2 separate regions of the Homo sapiens genome follow, and region 2 is linked to region 1. Evidence: read pairs that join two places in POLR2A ChIA-PET (ENCODE). Cell type or tissue: GM12878. All regions are shown on one strand. Links, peaks and the distances in the headings refer to the core of each region. The heading gives the core; the rest is flanking DNA.

Region 1 (2,916 bases), core at 121-2,620:
GTCTTCACACACACACACACCTCTCAGACCTCCTTGTCCCTAATCCAATCTTTCACCTTCCAGGACCCTGACTAATACAATCAAGCCATTCACCACAACCTATGAATCTTTGTACTTTTTACCTCATGCAACTTCTCTTTCCTCATCAATGAATGACAGATGCATAGGAGCAATGTCTACAGGGAAGATTTCCCCTTACCACTGTCTTTCAGAGCTGCCCTGAAATGGGCTGAGAGGCAGCGCCATTTGTGGCTGGACCCATCTGTGAACCAAGGCTGGTGCTTTTTCCTCCTCTATCAGCTGATCCTAAGGGACCACCCAGGTGGTCACAAGTGCGAGCTGCGGGAGAGGTGGTAGATGACATTGGTGTCTGGAAGCTACACTTCCTTTCCAACCTAGGCTCAAAGTCAACACAGCTTCATTACCATATTCAATTGGTAGAAACAATCATAAATTTTCCCAGATTAAAGGAGGATGGAATTAGACTCCACCTCTTGATGTGGGACTAGCAAGGTTGCAAGATTGGAACTATTGGTCCATCTTTGGGAAATACAATCTGTCACAAGGTCTCTCTACTCTGACTGGTCAGAACTTGAATGATCCCAGCCCTACATGAGCTCTAAGGATGTTTGGCTTCCATCTCCTCAGTCATTGTTCTTTCCCCAGCAGTTGTTCTTTGGCCTGGCCTTGTGGAGTGTCACCCTATGCATGCATTACTGGTATTCAGCTAGAGACTCAATGTTTTATACGGAGCTCTTTCTCTGTGTAGCTCACTCCTCACTGGTATTTTATCTAGCAAATTCTAGCTGATTTGGCTTCCCCATACTCCAGTCTCTGACTCCTCAACTCAGGAAGACCATGAGGCTCTTTCTGAGTTCTCCTTTCCTGTATTGAAATCTGGAAATTGTTTTCACAACTGTGGGTTCACCTCATTTTTTCCCTTCCCTGAGTGGTCAGTCCTGTACTGCCTTTTGTCTATGTCTGGAAATAGCTGTTTTGTGTGTTTGATCCAGCTTCTCAGTTGTTTAGCAGGAGAAAGTAACTCCTGTTTCAGTTATTTCTCCATAAGTGGAAGCAGAGTCTGAATATATTGTGAAAATAAAGCCAGTAGGGCTGGGCGCAGTGGCTCATGCCTGTAATCCTAGCACTTTGGGAGGCCAAGGCCTGTGGATCACTTAGGGTCAGGAGTTTGAGACCAGCCTGGTCAACATGGTGAAACCTCGTCTCTACAAAAAATACAAAAATTAGCCAGGTGTGGTGGTGCACACCTGTAGTCCCAGCAACTTGGGAGTCTGAGGTGGGAGAATTGCTTGAACCCAGGAGGCGGAGGTTGCAGTGAGCCAAGATGGCATCACTGCACTCCAGCCTGGGTGACAGAGCGAGACTCTGTCTGAAAAAATAAATAAATAAATAAATAAATAAATAAAGCCAATAGGATTTGGTTATGAGTTGGATATTGGTTGTAAGAAGAAGAAAGACACTAAGGATGACTTCAAGCTTTTGGCCTGAAACTGGGAGAGAGGCATGGCTATTACCTGAGGTTAGATCACATTTGGGGTTGTAAGGGTGGGTAAAATTAGGAACTCAGTTTTAAACATGTTAAATTTGAGATGCGTGTTAAACATCCCAGTGGAGATGTCAGCTTTGCAGTTGGATATACAGGCCAGGCATTCAGGCTGAAGGCCAGGCTAGAAACATAAAATCGGGAATTGTCTGTGTACGGCTGGTATTTGAGGCTGAGTCTTGATGAGCTCAATAAGAAAGTGAGTGTAGAGAAAAAAGATAGAAAAGATAAAGCCAAGCACTGAGCCCTGGGCACTCTAATATTAAGTTATTTGGAGAGATGAAGAGGAACTCTTGAGCTGTTTGTGCCAACTCTCCCAACCCATTGTCTCTTACACCCATGACTCTACCCACCCTGTCTGCTCGGTCAGCCTTCTCTTGCCACCTTTCTGGCACTGACTTCTGCTGACCTGCTTTGTTCTGTGGCCATCCAGCTCCAGGCCTGACCGATCAGTTCCAGGGCTGGTTCCGGGCCTTGGAAATGGACTCCATCAGGACTGGTTTTCCGCCAAAGTATAGCCTGGGAATAAGGCAAAAGGCCTGTGACTTCCAGAGTGAGCAGAGCCTTGGCCGGAAGCCCTTGCCAGTCCGTGGTGATGCCTCTCACATTGAGAGCTCCAAAGAACAGGAAAAGGCAGATATATCACCCTAGACAGAGCAAGTAGTTTTCTTTTTTGCCTCAGATTCCGTCCTGGACAATGTTCTGGTGTGGTTGCTTAGTAGTTGCACTCCATGTTATTGACCTCAAAAGATTAAGTGTACATTCCAAACATCCCCAGTTTCCCTATAGTAATTTATTACTGACTGGATAGTAGTAATTAATGTTAGCATTATTCATCCTGTCAAATCATATGTAAAAAGAACCAAATGAGGACGTTTATTGCAGTGCTATTTATAAAGGTAAAAATATTAGAAACTACCTAAATAACCAACAATGGAGGACTAAGTAAATAAGTTATGACAAATCCATAGTATGCACTTAGTAAAATAATTTTGCAGATATGGGAGATGTTTGTAATATGTTGCAGATTTAAACTTTTTTTTTAACGAGATGAGGTCTTACTGTCACCCAGGCTAGAGTACAGTGGCACAATCATAGCTCACTGCAGCCTCAAACTGGGGCTCAAGTGATCCTACCACCTCAGCCTTCTGAGAAGCTGGGACTACAGGTGTGTGCCACCATGCCTGGCTAATTAAAAATATTTCTTTTTGTAGAGACAGGAGCGTCTCACTACATTGCCCAGTTTAGTCTCAAACATCCGGCCTCAAGCGATCCTCCCACCTAAGCCTCCCCAAGTGCTGGGGCTGGGATTACAGGCGTGAGCCACCACGCTTGGCAGATTTAAACATTTT
Region 2 (2,916 bases), core at 191-2,690, 110 kb before region 1:
AAAATGAGGAGATTAACACCTACTACAAAAGGTCACTGTGAAAACTAAACAAAATAATATATTAAAAAGCCTTTAGAAGAATGCCTGGTATAGAATAGGTAGTATTATGCCTCTGCTGGGAAGGTTTGTTTTACCTAGAACCACAGGAGTTTAAGGAGTGCTATAGGTCACTGATACCTGCAAGGACAAACTGGTGACTTCGGATACCCTGTTATTATTAGTTTACTCTTTAAGTGTTTTCGTCTCCTCCACCAGCTTGGCGAACTCCTTGAGGACATGGGCTTTGTTTTCTGTTCCATTTTACCCTCCACTGTGCCTTCGCAGGGTAAGCTCCTAATCTGTGATTGATTCTGCTGATTAGTGAGATTGTCTTTTCCTTGTTGAGCCAGCACAGCCAGTTTGAACCAGTGTAGTGGGCAGCTGGCCCGGCAGCCTAGCTCTCCTCCCTCCATGACAGCCTTCCAGAAGTAACTCTCCCTGGAAGGCAGGCAGAGCACAGCAGCCCTCAGCAGCAAGTGGAAGCTTTGTGTTCAACGCAGAGCCAGCCAAACTCTTGGGACTGGAAGTTGTCACCTATTGCAGTTTGCAGGCTTGAAAAAACATCCCCATCGAAGCTAACCCAGAACCTCCTACAGCATGTGCCAGGGCTGACAAAATGTAGAGGTGCAAGTCTGTTTTAGGGACTGCTTCCTTCAGGAAAGCCTGCTTCCTGAGAAGGCCTGAAGGACACGCCGTGGCTTCCCTCTCTGGTGTGTCCTGAGGCTAGAACCCCAAATAAAGGGAATGAAGTCATGAGGTCAGTGAAAGTTGTTGGTCCTTCTCACCGATTCAGTCCCTCCTGAACTTGCCTGCTGGCCTACCTAGGCCACCAAACATGGGCCTTGAATGCCTAATTGCCCAGCAGCTACCAAGACACGGTTTCACATAAGCTGGAGAGAGGCTCAGCTAAACAGGACAACTAGAGAGGAAGGAGATCCTGAGTAGCAGCAGCAAGTTTGGAGCTAAAGGTGTCAGAGCACAGGGATTCAAACTTTTTTTTTTTTTTTTAACATTCCTCTGTGCCAGGTATTAGACTGGGTGTGTTGCATAATAATATGCATAATAATAATATTAAAAGCTAAAACATAGTACACACCATCTGCCAATTACTATGCCAAGCATTTTACACATATTAACTCATTTAATCATTACCAAAAACCATTGAAGTAGGTAGTATTATTATCTCTATTTTACAGATAAAAAAACTGAGGCACAGTAATTTGTTTAAGGTCTCACAGCTACTAAATGGCACACCTGGACATGCACATAATTCTACTGTTATAATTTGAAACTGTCCCCTTTGAAACTCATGTTGAAACTCACTCTCCAGTGAAACAGTATCAGGAGGTGGGGCCTTTCAGAGGTGACTGAGTCATGAGGGCTCTGCCCTCATGATTGGATTGACTAGTCCATTCCTGGGTTAATGGATAATAGGTTATCATTGTGTGAGTGGGTTAGTTATCACAAGAGTGTGTCTGTTATAAAAAGCCAGGTTGGTTCTCTCTCATGAGCCCCCTCACCATGTGATGTCCCAAGCTGCCTTGGGACTCTGCAGAGGGTCCCCATAAGAGGAAGGCCCCGACTAGATGGAATCCTTTGTCCCTGGACTTCTCAGCCTCCAGAACTGTAAGAAATAAATTCCTTTTTTCTGCCTCAGCCTCCCAAGTAGCTGGGACTACAAGCTCCTGCCACCACACCCGGCTAATTTTTTGTATTTTTAGTAGAGATGGGGTTTCACCATGTTAGCCAGGATGGTCTTGATCTCCTGACCTCGTGATCCGCCTACCTCGGCCTCCCAAAGTGCTGGGATTACAGGCGTGAGCCACTGCGCCCAGCCAAATAAATTCCTTTAAAAAAAAAAGTACCTAGTCTCAGGGATTTAGTTATTGCAACAGAAAGCAGACTAAGACACCTACTGGAAAGCTTTTCAATTAAAGTCTAATATGATCATCTACACATGTATACATTTAATTCTCATAGTAAGTCTATAAGCTACGTTAATGTGGTCTCATTTTACAGATGAGAAAACTGATGGTCAGAGAGGTTAAATATGTTCAAGTTCCATAAGTAACAAGTGGTGAATATCATGCCAGTCCTGTGTGGCTCCACCACACCCTGACACAAAAAGAAGACCTTGCAAAAGAACAGGAAAATGCTTAGTGGGCTTAGGAAAGGAGGCCACTGCAAAACCACAAAAATTGGGAATATGCTACCCTGCAGGAGGTAGCACCCAGGCACAGCAAAGGGTGGAGGCTCCGGAACCAATCTGATTACTTGCCCCACTGCAACTTTCCAATCACACCAATTAGCCAGATTGATTTAAATCTGATAGTGGCAGATTTCTAAACGCCTTTTACAAAGGTGAACCTGGCAATGCTTAAAAACTGGCTCTAAATGCAGCCAAATCTCAAATAGAAAAATCTCCAAGCTTTACACTCTCTGCTCACTTTCTAAGCCACCTATTTTTTTTTTCTTTTCTTCTCTCCTTCCCAGTTAGGATAATTAAGATCTTAGAATCATAGACCTGGAAGTTTAGAGATGATTTAGCGCCCCTCTGCTTGCTTTAAGGCTACTTACTGCAACAGTTACCTCCCTCTGTATGTTTAAACCTTTTCTCCCTGACAGAAGAAGGTTTGCCCTTGTAAATGGGATTGAGTGATCAGCTAGTGGCAGAGCTATTTTAAGGCACCTGCCTGGAATCTCACAATGGAGGGTGATGCAGAAGGCACCTCCTTAAAGATGGCTTTGTCTACCGACCCCCTACTACCACCACCACCCACCCAGGTCCTCATTGGGGAAGGCCAGAGGATCTACTCTGCCTTTTCCAAACCTAAAGGAGCTCTTGGAAGGGTCATCAGGAAGACAGAAAGAAATAGG

Evidence for each region. Peaks named below come from ENCODE experiments on the same cell type or tissue, not always from the same donor. Only the 100,000 strongest peaks of a DNase experiment are listed, where the experiment ranks them.
Region 2: POLR2A ChIA-PET joins it to region 1 with 11 read pairs; 5 of 35 experiments call an interaction of 5 or more read pairs at or near these places.

The regions. Positions count from the first base shown.
Region 1 is chr1:212,129,245-212,132,160 of GRCh38, reverse strand. No RefSeq gene overlaps it. Among named protein-coding and RNA genes, the nearest start is that of MIR3122, 53 kb to the right of the region's middle. In GM12878, for the core only: no CTCF peak of the experiment used is centred there; no DNase peak of the experiment used is centred there.
Region 2 is chr1:212,236,316-212,239,231 of GRCh38, reverse strand. LINC02608 (long intergenic non-protein coding RNA 2608) reads left to right here. Exons shown (of 4, transcript NR_125984.1): 2 at 256-325. Among named protein-coding and RNA genes, the nearest start is that of LINC02608, 47 kb to the left of the region's middle. In GM12878, for the core only: no CTCF peak of the experiment used is centred there; a DNase peak (open chromatin) is centred at 1,396.